2 separate regions of the Homo sapiens genome follow, and region 1 is linked to region 2. A link is a contact called in ENCODE Hi-C or POLR2A ChIA-PET data. All regions are on one chromosome and are shown on one strand. The core of a region is the stretch at or near the end of the contact, and the rest is flanking DNA. Distances in the headings are between cores, read along the strand shown.

The links. Hi-C counts contacts between places; a loop is a spot of excess contacts on that map. ChIA-PET counts read pairs that join two places held with the same protein, here RNA polymerase II (POLR2A). Pooled maps may share reads with other maps.
Region 1: a pooled map shows a loop between it and region 2 (5-fold over the local background). The contact joins the promoter of ALDH1A3-AS1 here to the promoter of LRRC28 in region 2. A Hi-C loop is called at or near these places in 1 of 168 maps with a recorded cell type or tissue (OCI-LY7), 3 of 37 single-sample maps with no recorded cell type and 5 of 50 pooled maps. POLR2A ChIA-PET finds 5 or more read pairs at or near these places in 1 of 52 experiments (OCI-LY7).

What each region holds. Positions count from the first base shown.
Region 1 is chr15:100,915,484-100,921,659 of GRCh38, forward strand. It overlaps ALDH1A3-AS1 (ALDH1A3 antisense RNA 1), which reads right to left and starts at 3,800. Exons shown (of 2, transcript NR_135827.1): 1 at 3,321-3,800. It overlaps LRRK1 (leucine rich repeat kinase 1), which reads left to right and starts at 3,874. Exons shown (of 34, transcript NM_024652.6): 1 at 3,874-3,968. It overlaps ALDH1A3 (aldehyde dehydrogenase 1 family member A3), which reads left to right. Exons shown (of 13, transcript NM_000693.4): 13 at 1-1,143. RefSeq lists silencers at 2,541-2,760, 3,521-4,110 and enhancers at 2,546-3,138, 2,891-2,980, 3,031-3,150, 4,325-4,916, 5,443-5,502.
Region 2 is chr15:99,249,676-99,256,592 of GRCh38, forward strand. It overlaps LRRC28 (leucine rich repeat containing 28), which reads left to right and starts at 1,806. Exons shown (of 10, transcript NM_144598.5): 1 at 1,806-1,866; 2 at 6,223-6,450. The coding sequence starts at 6,283. It also overlaps a transcript of TTC23 not described here. RefSeq lists an enhancer at 1,281-1,330 and a silencer at 1,581-2,120.

The DNA of each region.
Region 1 (6,176 bases), core at 2,550-5,049, 1.7 Mb after region 2:
TCACGGTCTACCTTAACCAAGGCACTTTCTTAAGCAGAAAATATTGTTGAGGTTACCTTTGCTGCTAAAGATCCAATCTTCTAACGCCACAACAGCATAGCAAATCCTAGGATAATTCACCTCCTCATTTGACAAATCAGAGCTGTAATTCGCTTTAACAAATTACGCATTTCTATCACGTTCACTAACAGCTTATGATAAGTCTGTGTAGTCTTCCTTTTCTCCAGTTCTGTTACCCAATTTAGATTAGTAAAGCGTACACAACTGGAAAGACTGCTGTAATAACACAGCCTTGTTATTTTTAAGTCCTATTTTGATATTAATTTCTGATTAGTTAGTAAATAACACCTGGATTCTATGGAGGACCTCGGTCTTCATCCAAGTGGCCTGAGTATTTCACTGGCAGGTTGTGAATTTTTCTTTTCCTCTTTGGGGATCCAAATGATGATGTGCAATTTCATGTTTTAACTTGGGAAACTGAAAGTGTTCCCATATAGCTTCAAAAACAAAAACAAATGTGTTATCCGACGGATACTTTTATGGTTACTAACTAGTACTTTCCTAATTGGGAAAGTAGTGCTTAAGTTTGCAAATTAAGTTGGGGAGGGCAATAATAAAATGAGGGCCCGTAACAGAACCAGTGTGTGTATAACGAAAACCATGTATAAAATGGGCCTATCACCCTTGTCAGAGATATAAATTACCACATTTGCCTTCCCTTCATCAGCTAACACTTATCACTTATACTACCAATAACTTGTTAAATCAGGATTTGGCTTCATACACTGAATTTTCAGTATTTTATCTCAAGTAGATATAGACACTAACCTTGATAGTGATACGTTAGAGGGTTCCTATTCTTCCATTGTACGATAATGTCTTTAATATGAAATGCTACATTATTTATAATTGGTAGAGTTATTGTATCTTTTTATAGTTGTAAGTACACAGAGGTGGTATATTTAAACTTCTGTAATATACTGTATTTAGAAATGGAAATATATATAGTGTTAGGTTTCACTTCTTTTAAGGTTTACCCCTGTGGTGTGGTTTAAAAATCTATAGGCCTGGGAATTCCGATCCTAGCTGCAGATCGCATCCCACAATGCGAGAATGATAAAATAAAATTGGATATTTGAGAAACATTGTGCTTTTTCATTTAAAGACCAAAGTCATTTGAATTCGATGGCAGGCCTTTCTCTTTCTGAGACCTGTACGAAATGGCTGATATTAAAGCAGGATCAATAATGTAAGCATAAAATTACATTTGCTCAGTCAGTCGGGCCCAGTGCTTTGCCTGAGTGTGAAACCCATTTCTGTGGGCTTGGGGGTTGACCAGGCAAGGAGCTGGGCCTCAGAGGTTCCATGTCATAGCTGGCTGAGTTTCAGCTGTTATCTAAGCTGCCTGAGTCTCCTTTTATCATAAAGTAGTGATGGTGTCAGTGTGCGAAATGGTGGGGAGGACTGCATGAGGATTGACGGACAGCATTGTGCCCCTGACGGTGAGCACAAGTGTCTGTTTTTGTCACCTTTTCCTCTAGAGAAATCTAGAGGATCTAGAGAAAGGATCAATTTGGGTTTTACTGACCTCAAGTTTCTAAAGCTTCTAACCAAGAAGCCTCAATCACCCCGTTGTGAGCTGACGCTGCCATTGGCTCAAGATCATTGCTGGTACTGGGGTATGTCCTCCAAGCTCATCCCTTGCATTTGATGTGGAAAGCCCAGATCATTTTGACATGGGTGGCAAAGCACCACCACTTTAACAAAAAAGGGAGGCTGGGATCAGATCTCTCGTAACATATGCACTTATGTTAAGAGAATTTAGACACATTATTTAGAGACATCCCATTTCTCAATCCAAATGTGAGCAGGAAACTGTAGGAGAAGGATATTTTCCCTCATTTGGTGTCCCGGAACATGACTCCCTGAAGGGAGCCATTCTGGGGACAATTGGAGGGTGTGGTATGCGTGTGCACACATGCATTTGTGTGCCTGGTGTGCGTGTGGGGGTTGGCACCTCTCTAGAAGTGGACCCTTTGGGATGTCCTAGCTTCTCCTGCTGGTGGATGAAGCCTTTCTAATGGCTTTGCTCCTTGCTCCTAGGCATGAGCTTGAAGGGGGATAATGAAGGGCGTTTAGGAAGTTGCTCAAGGAAGACTGTCTGAGGAAACTGCGTACTGGGCTGAAGAAAGACAACCGGAAAACACTGAAGGAGCGCTCAGCCACTGCACCTTCAAAAAGGCAGAAAAGTCAGTTCAGGGAGGTGCCTCCCAGCTACCCCACCCACCTCAGGAGGGGTCATTCCAACCTAGGGTGCTGAGAATCTGGGTGGGATTACCAGCAAAAGCTAGAGAACCATGGGTCAGCGACCCTTAGGAAGAAGTGGAAAGGAGTCTTAACTTACCTGCAATAACCTTCCTATGCGAAGTTGTGGCTAACGCATGCCTAATGGCTAGAATTAAATGCTGGGAATATAACGAGCTCAGCACAGGTTATCCGCGTGTCAGATGTTCCTGCTGTCTTCTACAGTGGGGACATTTCCTAGCCTATTCCCAGGCTCCTTTAGAAGGGAAGTGGAGGTGCCCCATCTTCACCTGCCGCGTCCCCTCCAGCGTCTGCCCGGGCCCTGGGCCTGCGCTCCCTCGCGGTGGCGCCAGGTGGCGGGGCTGCGCGCCCTGGAGGAGCTGCACCGCCGTCGCGGGGCTCTCTCAGCACTGAGGACACCACGCCCTGCAAATTGTTGGGAACTTGTCGGTGGCAATCACACTGCTGGCTCCTGCAAACTGGTGTGAGGCCCTCAGGGGTGAGAACAGGATTGCAGAACTGCGCTCACCCTTTTGGAAAGTCGTCCAGTGGCAGAAGTAGCCTCCCAGGAGCAGAGCGAAGCTGCTCGGTGGTCCCCTCTCCAACCAGGGACCCAAGAAGCCGCTCAAGGGAACACGGCCCCGCGGCGTCCGGGAGGTCCTGCAGGAGCCCTGCGGCTGCCCCGGTTCTGTGAAATGGCAGTGAGGGTGGGGGAGATGTGCGCTAAATCCTGGGAACGTGCGAGTCATAACTTTCCAGGAGAGGGGCCCAGGGCGCTGGTCCTGCAGGGCGTGGAACCCTCTGCTCTTCCTGAGCAGGCTTTGTCCCCGGGTCGACACGGGGAGCTCAGCGTGAGGCCCGCCTGCAGCGTGGACGCAGATCTTTTTTATGGTCTGCGTTTCTGTATTAGCCTCAGCAGCCTGGTGACGCCTTTATAAAAGGTCGAAACACGATAAATTGCCAATATTCCACGTTTTATGTATTCCCCCCAAAGCCGACAATTAACAATGACTCACCGAGCAGCAGATTCTTTGCACACATCCATAATTGAATCAGTAAAATCCATGTGTTGGAGGATATGCAAATTGCAGGTCGTTAACGCTTTAGAACGACACATTTCTGTATCGCCCCGTGAAGAGCTCTACGCACATGAATGTTCCCCGTCTGTTTAACTGTTACGGCCGCAGTGTGTGGGCCGCAGGCGCGCTGGGGGCTCATCTGCTGATTTTGCTGCCCCTGGAGCAGAGGGATAGCGAAAGCGGGGCTGAGCGCAGCACGGACCGATCCCATCGCCGCGCTCGCCCCGCGTGGAGGCAGCCGGGTGCCCGAACCTGAAGGAGGACCCGGTGCCGGAAGGGCCCGCGGACCCCGGCGTCTCCCGGGGCATCGAGCGCCATCGCCCGCGTTTTACGGCCAGGGAAACTGAGGCGGCCGCCGAGGGGACGCCTCGCGACGGTTCCTGGGAGAGCTGGCGGCGGCCTTGCTCTGCGCGCTCTTCGCGCCGCCCTCCCCGCCCGCCCGCCTCAGGATTGAGGAAGTGCGTCTGGGCCCGGCCCCGGCGCGGGGGGCAGACGGCGGTGGGACGGCCAGGCCCCGGCCCCGCCAGTGTGTCCGCCCGGCCCCGCGTCCCGGAGCGCCCGCACCCGGCCCCGCCGCCGCCTCAGGTAAGCGCCGCTCCTGCCGGCGCCCCCCGGCGGCCTGGCTGCCTCCCGGCCCCGCCCGGGGAACCCAGAGCCCGCGCCCGGCGCCCGCGGGGAGCCTCGGCCTCTGCCTGCCCGCGGGCCCCTGCGCTCCGGGCGGCCGCGTGGTCGGGCACGGGGGGCCGTTGCGCAGGGGCCGCGGCCCGAGGGGCGCGGAGGGCGTGTGGGGCGACCCCGGTCTCACGTCCCCGCTGCCTCCCGCCGCGCCCGGAGCCCAGCCAGCCTGTGGGAGGGGAGCGCGCGGGGCCCGAGCAGGGAACCCCGAAACCCCGTCCGGGCAGGGTCGGGAAAGCTGGGAAGCGGAGGCAAGAGACACGAGTCGGGAGACACGAGCCGGGGAGCCCATAGGTTTCCTCTGCCTTTGGAGCGAACCCAGTCCCTTAGCGGGGAGCGGGCGGAGTGTGAGCGCGCGGGTGAGCCCGTGCCGGGGTGTCGGCAAGAGACCGCCCGGGAGCCTCTCGCTGGTCCGGGGCTTCCTGGGGTTGCGGGGCGGCCCAGCGAGGCTTCACCCTCCTCGATGTCTGGGTCACGCTTCTTGCCCAGGTGGTCTCTGGCTGGCGCAGATACAACTGCTCTGTCTACCATGGTCTCTGCAAGCTACAGGGGACCTTCCTGGCAGGCAGGGACGCGGGAAGGAAGCCTAGGAAGGCCGGGGTCAGCGAGGAGACGCTGGTGGAGAATCTGAGAACCCCCGTGGCCATCTCAACCTACCCCTTCACAGTATGAGGCCGCGAAGTTTTTCTCCCACGAACACTTCCCCTGCAACAGGTAGAGAAACGGGGGCATATAGCTTTCAGCAAACCTCTCACCGTGTACACTAATGATAGAGTTTGCCAGCCACTCACAGGGTATCAAAATGCCCAGACATTAAAGGGATAGCTAGAACATGCACAATTTTGGAAAATGTTAACATTAAACGCCTTTTATGATTTGATTCTCTTCATCTTTGCCTATGTCCTGAAAGAGAAAATAATATAACAAACTAACCTCACACCTAATTTGTTCCTAAAGGAGGTTTTGCGGTCAGCCAAACCTTTCCCTCTCCCAAAAGTCGATGTCTCTGGCAGTGACCTCGCAGTCAACTCGGATCCTCAGATAAAAAACATTCAGTCTGTTGAATCTATGTCTAAAATGTGTCCTGATCTGTCCCCTTTTTCTTATGCCCCCACCCCCCACCCTGCCCCTTGTCCAGGGTACCAGCATCTCTTTACTGTAGGATTTCAGTTCCCCCTTCCTCCATTCTCTATATAGCAGCGTGCGTCTGTGTGTGTCTGTGTGTTTAAATGGGTAAATCAGACCATATCAGTCCTCTTTATGGAGTCCTTCAGTAGCTTCTCCTTGCAACTGGCACGCAATCCAGGAGACCTCCTTCTCCTCACACCCCCAGCTGATCCAGCCTCTGCTGTCTCGGACCACCAGGCCATTGCCCCAGGCCACACTGGCTGAGCTTGCTGTCCAGCACTGGTCCCCTGCACTGCTGCCTCCTGACTCTTCACACAGCCTCAGAAAGTCTTCCCTGGTCACCCTCTGAAAACCCACGCTCCCTCTCACATCCCTCACTCTGCAGCCTCCCTGCAGTCCCCATTCTGTACTCCTTCTTTATCTGTTTAATTTCTCCTTAATTATCTTGTGGTCTCCACTGGAGCTCTTGGGGTCAGAGACTGATCTGTCTTGCTTATTGCTGTGCCCTCATTCCCATAACTGTACAGGGAGATACCCCGTGCATGGTGGTAGAGTGACTGGATGGGGAATGGACAACCCTAACTTACCTGTGGTTTCAGACTCATGGAGCATTTCTCTCCTCCACCCTTTTTGGGCTCATCTGGGATTGAGAACAACATATTTCTCTGGCCTGCAGCTCCAAGATATTTGGATGCCCCCAAACCCATTAAACACATTTTATAGGCAAAAGCCAATGCTAGTAAGGGATGCAAATAGCACTCAAGAGATTTCTAGAATCATGGGCTAACCATTTTGACCAGGATTTTGTTTCAAAAAGGAACTAGGTGATATGAATGAGCATGTCTAGCATGCTTTGCTTGCAAGGGACTTCTAACTTCTAACTGATATCGACAGTCCTTCCCAAGCCTCCTAAAATATCTGGGCTTCTCTGCTGTCAGAAGCTTTATAGCAATTACTTAGCTGTCTGCTCCCCCACCAGCTTCACAAACT
Region 2 (6,917 bases), core at 556-3,055:
GCCAGAGGTGGGAATTTTAAAATGAGGTCTTTTCCTTGGAATTTTCTTAAAGTGGTATCGTTGCCTGTTGATATTGAAGTTTGTCAAAGAACGTGAAATCACCAGCTTAGAGGATTTTTTTCCCCTTTAAGAGAGACAAAACGTGCGAATTGATTCTCTACAAATTGTGAGAACTTCAAGAGTGGGGTCATAAAGTATTATCAAATATAATCACTTGGTAACTTTTGTGTCAATGTGGGGAGGAGGTGAAGGTTATTTTAACATGATTCATTTTTCATGATCAAATATCAGATATTAATCACTGAAAAACAGTATTCCCCATTAAAAAAAAGAAATGAAAACTAAGAGGCTAACATTGTTTTCAAAAAACTGTTCTACTGTTAATCTTTTTTCTTTTTTGGGGGGTGTAACTCTTCATATATTAGCAGCAAGTCTTATTATTTGGGCTGACCATTAAACACCGTATCTTTGTTTTTACACAAAATGTGGATTTCCTCATTTTAAGACCAGCAAAAAATTTCTGAGTGCCACGAATTCTTAGGTATTCCGAAACTATCTTAGAAATACATGACATATACCAACCATGCTGTATACCTGAATAGCTCTTGAAGACCAGATTTAATAGATAACTGATAATTTTTATTATAACTCATACCTTGTTTTAAAACCAATGTTTTTTATTTAATATAACTCTGCTTTCTAGGTTATTCGTCTCTATGAATAATTAAGTCAGCAACTGTAAAAACTACTTCATTATAAAGTTAAAGTTCCTTGACAAGGAGCCTCGCAAACTCATAGACAGGCTTTCCACAGAACAAAAAATATCAGCGGTTGTAGTAGAGGATTATACTTTAAAATCTTCATTTCAGAAGGAAATTTGTCATATTAATGAGACACTTTAAAAAGTGTCTTTTAAAAATGTTTCCGAACTATGCTTCCAAGTATTTTTAACAGCATAAAGCCCTCTTTCATGCTATTTCGCTGACATAATAATTTTCGTCTTGAAGAAATACATATTGACGGCCTACTCAGTCAGGCTAGGAAGTGTCATTGTATTTAACTCTCTAAATTGTTCCTGACCTTTTTAGCAATCTTTACTCAAAATAAACCTTGGGTGTTTGAAGGGCAGAGACTAGGTTACGTCCTCCTCATCTTTGTTATCTACCAGTTCGTAGTGACCCCTTAAATCCGGTGCTTAGACTCACTACTTGCTAAATAACGTTGGCTTCGTTACATAAACCCACTGGCCTGTTTTTCAACGGTCAGACTGGCGCTGTTAGTCCCTGTGTCATGGGATTGCTGTCAAGGGTTCAACGAGATAATCTATAAACAGCTCTTAGAACGAACGCTCAACGTGGGATCATTGTTGTAATCCCTCAACGTGTGCTCTGAATGAGAAGCCGAGTGACTGAATGAATGTATGAATGAAGGAACAGGTCAGTAACTGGCGGTTCCCGAAGTTGGAGCCGACTAAATTACCCCTTCAAGACGCTAAGCAAAAGCCACTCCGTCGACATCAAACCCCACGCCGGAGCCGGAAGCAAGAGTAGAGCCGCGGGCGGGGCCAGCATAGAGGAAGTAGCGCTCTCGGCCAATACACAGATCGCTTGGCAAACGAGCATTTTCCCGCGCCTATCGTGAAAGCGCGAGAACACAGGGGATTATCGCGAGGTTCCGTGCTCCTCTCCCGCTCCCTCTTCCCCAGCTCCCTCTGGCGCGGGTTCCGCTCCACCCCCGGAGCCCCGCCCCCGACGCCCGGCGCTCCGCCCCGCCCTCGCCTGGCTCCCTGCCCCGCCCCGCCCGCCGTCCCCCGCTTGGCTTCCAGCGCCGCTTGCGCTCCGGAGCGCTGGCTCTGCTGGCGCTGAGGTGAGTAGAGCTGTCCGCCTCGTCGGGTGATTCAAGTGGCGAGGCTCTCTGACCCGGCCCCCCGGCGGGGACGCCCCAGACGTGGTCCTGCCAAAGCGTCCGGGTCGCGGCGAGTGGGACAGCGGAGCCGTCCGGGCCTCGGGTGGCCACAGCTGCCGGGTCCTCCTCCCACTCTGCGGCCCGCGGCCCCTGGGACCCGAGAACCCTGATACCGGGTCCGTGAAATCCCTGCTGCTGGGCTCGCTGCTTCCCAACTGTAACGATCTCAGTGGCTGGCTAACTCGGGCGAAACGGCGTGTGTTTTGCCTAAGACTCTGCCAGTGTTTGTTACCACAGCTGAGAAAATAGCCTTTTACAAATGCTTTTAATATGTAGCTTATAGTTCTCTAATCTCCAGCGTTAGGAAATTGGAATGCGTATTCTACTAAATTGAGTACGGGGAGGTCAGTATAAGGGACTCCTTCCTTTCAAAATACTCCTTAATATGTGTGGAATTTTGTTGAGAGGTTTTTGATTTTTTTGTTTTGTTTTTAATAATAAGATAGATTGGTGTTCACCTGTCAGAAAGCTCGTGTGTAAGTGCAGCTGTATACAGCTGATATTAAGTAATACTATTTGCCTTAACTACATAAGAGGTAGTATAACTATACAAGAGGTAGTTTGCTTAACTAGGTAAGATGTAGTCAAGTGAAATGGGGTAAGAAAATTACCTTGTTAAAGGCTGTGTATGGCCCGTGAATGCATACTGCAAAACTGTGAGCATTGTTGATGCTTTATTGCTATTATTGGCAGTTTTAGGATTTCATTTGTTTAGATTTTATCTCCCAAACAGCCTTTGTAGCAATTTTAACAGAGTGTAATGGTGTTTTTGAGGCAGCCAATCCCAGCCAGAACATTCAGAAGGAAAGCCGTCAGGTTACAGGGACTGTCTTATTGAATCTTCCTTCAGTGAGTGTGGTTTTGCATTATAGGGCGGCGGTGCACACGCTTTGTAGTCAGTCCACCTGCGATGGAACTATGGCATGTTACCCTCTGAGAAACTCAGTTTCCTCCTCTACAAAACGGGCTACATAATGTCTATTGCAGTGCATGGTTGTAAAGATTAGACATCCTTGTGGCATGTAGCAAGCTTATAGGCTCTATCCGTGGTCTTGACATAGTTGGATGAAAAATCAACCTTGCAATGTTCTTCCACATGTCATCAGATATTAGAAGGCCTACTTTAAAATTTTAAGTCCCTGGATACATGTGCAGAATATGCCGGTTTGTTACATAGGTAAACGTGTGCCATGGTGATTTGCTGCACCTGTCAACCCATCACCTAGGTTTTAGGAAGGGTTACTTTTAGTTACTGTGCTAGATGCAGGTATGCAAGCGTGAAGAAAACAACGCAGTCCCTGCCCTCAGGATTTCTAAATAAGTTTCGGAAGGGTTTATTTACAGGCTTTTTGGCTTTATTGACAATAGACAGATGCAACGATAAATATTTAAGTGACAAATTGTGAGGAGTCCTACGAAGAAAAAACAAACAGCCAAGTTCCTCTGAAAGAACACCAGGGGAATTACTTTGGGATAGGGAAGTGATTTTTTTTTTTTTAAGACTGAGTCTCGCTCTGTCGCTCAGGTTGGAGTGCAGTGGTGCGATCTCGGTTTACTGCAAGCTCCGCCTCCCGGTTTCAAGAGATTCTCCTGCCTCAGTCTCCCGAGTAGCTGGGATTACAGGCGCCCGCCACCAAACCCAGCTAATTTTTGTATTTTTAGTAGAGATGGGGTTTCGCCAAGTTGGCCAGGCTGGTCTCGAACTCCTCACCTCAGGTGATCCACCCTCCTCGGCCTCCCAAAGTGCTAGGATTACAGGCGTGAGCCACTGCGCCCGGTCTCAGGAAGTAATTTTTATGTTGAAATCTGGAGAATGATGGGACATTGCTTTCTAGGCTAAGAGGAGACCAGCAAGTGCTGTTAGGGGTTTAGTAGCTTTGAGGATTGGAAAAGCCCAGAAGCTTGGTGAGAAGCCAAGCAGAGTTGCTGGAGAAGTGGGTGGGGGCAGATGGTGAGGCACCCTCAAGGCCTAGTATGAGTTGATTTTCTAAGTAAGAAGTTTCTGAAGGGTTTATTTAGTAAGATGTGTACCGAAAAGAGTGAGATGTAATTGGATGTACATTTTTAAAGGCCCATTGCTGGGATTAATGTGTTGGAAGTGACTAGAGTGGACACAGGGAGACTGGTAATACTGTTGGCCAGGCAGGAGATGACTGTGGCTTGTGGTTTTGGCAGATGGAGAGATTTGGATGGATTTGAGATGTATTTGGGAGATAGAGGCCACTAGCCTTGTGATAGATTGGAGGTGGTCAGAATATGAAAGGATGGAATCATTCATGACTTCCTGCTTCTCCGGCTTGAGCCACTGGGTGGATGGAGGGGTGAGCCATTTACTGAGATGGGAAAAACTGTGGAGATTCGGATTGATGATGAAAATGGAAAGCTCTTTGAATGTGTTAAGTTTGAGATGGTTGTGAGACATCTAAACTGCTAACAGTTTCCTAGTTCAGTGAATAATTACCTATGAAGTTTCACTTTCTACACAGAATCATTGATGTTATTTGTAGTCTACTTCCCTTTGCTTTACAGGTAGGATAATTAAGATGTGGAAAAATTATCTTGCACAAAGTCACATTAATATATCTCATAAAATAGGTGAGTAGGTGGAATAAATGTGGGAAAGTATTGGATCCTTACGTTGCTTTGGAAATAGTATTTCATACTTTGCCTTTTTATATAAAATGGCAAGTGCTAGCTCATTAGCCAGGAATTAGAATTTGAAAATAATAAAATATAGCCAGAAAATTACAAAACTCATGTTTATTGAAAGCTTATGTTGCTGCCTTTTGTACTAATTTGGTATTAATTCCCAGTGAAAATCACTTTCCTTAAGAAAAAAAATTATTGAAAGGTACTTTCCAATAGAGAGTTGGGAAAAAGAGCTGAGGAAAACAGTCAAATCTTTAAGCAGAGCTCAACTTCTTTGTAGTTGTTTCAGCATTTCCTTAGTATCCTGTGGAATCTTGTGAGTCAGTGTCTGTGAAGAACCCAAGCTTTGAAATCCACTGGACCTGGTATCAAACCCTTGCTTTTATCCCTTGTGAACGGTCTAACCTTGGACAAATTACTGAAGCCTTGAGTTTGTTTCTTTTTGTGTTAACTGATGGTGAAGTTTGTTTTAGCTCTGTGCCTAGTGGATAAAACGGCAAATGTTACTTGTCTTCTTGCCCTTGTCAATTTTGGAGCTAGAAGAGAATTTATAATAATCTGCCCTGGACTCAGGCCTTTAAACCAGTACATTAATTGCTATCTCCATTCTGCATATTAGGCAACTGGAGACCCAGAGACATTGTAATATTATAGAATAATACAGGATTCTTGTTTCTGAGTGCAGTGTTTCTTCTTTCATTGAAATAATTTAAACTAATGAGACTGTGTGGCCCTGGATCTATTTCTTTGATGCCTCTGATAATCCATAAAGCTAAAAACAAAGAGGCGAGGCATCGTGGCTCATGACTGTAATCCCAGCACTTGGGGAGGCTGAGGTGGGAGGATTGCTTGAGCTCAGGAATTTGAGACTAGCCTGGGCAACACAGTGAGACCCCCATCTCTACGAACAAGTAAAACAATTAGCTGAGTGTGGTGGTGCTCTCTATAGTACCAGCTACTTGGGAGGCTGAGGTGGGAGGATCACTTGAGCCCAGGAGTTGAGGCTACAGTGAGCTATGATTGAGTCACTGCGCCCCAGCCTGGGCAACAGAGTGAGACCCTGTCTCTAAAAAAAAATAAGAAGAAAGAAAAGAATAAAGAGATAAAGAAAAAAATCAGAATATAGGACAATATTTATATATTAGGAAGTGAAGAAAATGAAGCTATTAGTGCTCTAGATATAAATAATATATATTTTAATATTTTTGAAGTACCTTAAGCTAAATACAAAATGAGGTAGTTCATAAAAGAAATGGGGTTTGCTGCATTTGATTTTTAAGCTTCTCCTTTGGTTGTATGTTATGAAACTGGTCACTGTTTTTCTTACACAAGGTTTCCTATCTCAAGTGCAAAAACTATTTTTTTCCATTAGGACTATTTCTAATAAGTAATAAATATTGCTTAATCAGAGTATTTTTATTAAATTGTTATTCATTTTAATCTCCTCCTAAATATGTGTGACAGTTTTAGTTTTGAAAGTAAAATGTAGGATTGAATGTATTAATTATTTTTTTCAGTGTCTTCAAGTGGCTCTGTGTGCTAACTGGTTTATATGGCAATTCTTGTAAAAAATCTTACAATGAATAAATTTTCTCGTTCTCTTTATAGAAATGGACCAATTTTGACAAGATATAGTGCTGCAGCGTGCCTGATGGGATATATTCAGTCATGGCGTCCGAACTTTGTAAGACGATCTCTGTGGCAAGGCTAGAAAAGCACAAGAATTTGTTCTTAAATTATAGGAATCTGCACCATTTTCCATTGGAGTTACTGAAAGATGAGGGACTGCAGTACTTGGAGAGACTCTATATGAAAAGGAACTCCCTGACATCCTTGGTACAGTATTATATTACACTACTGAAAAATTATTTATACATGTGGTCCTGATCAAGATACATTTACATACCCTAAGGTATTCAGACCAAGACTTATATCCCCTGTTGTTATATATACAGTTAATATAAATACACACACAGGGGTTTCTCATTGGCTATGAATTTGTTATCCAAGTTCGTGCAGTTATGAGGTTGCCGGAGAAGTTGTGTAGGAAAGCAAAATACTCACTGATGTATGACTTATAAAGTTAGTACCCATTCAGAAACCCATCTTCGTTTAGCATGTGCTTCTGTCCTGACTTGTAATTTGTTTGTGTGTTAAGCTTCTCAGGTGATTCTTGAATATTACAGCATTCACCAGACCAGTTAAAAAGTAAACGAGAAAGACCAAAAATGCTTTTGAGGTACAGGCATTAAAGGGAGAATGATTTGAAAATTAAAGCATTAAGAGATGCACTTGGGAAGCTT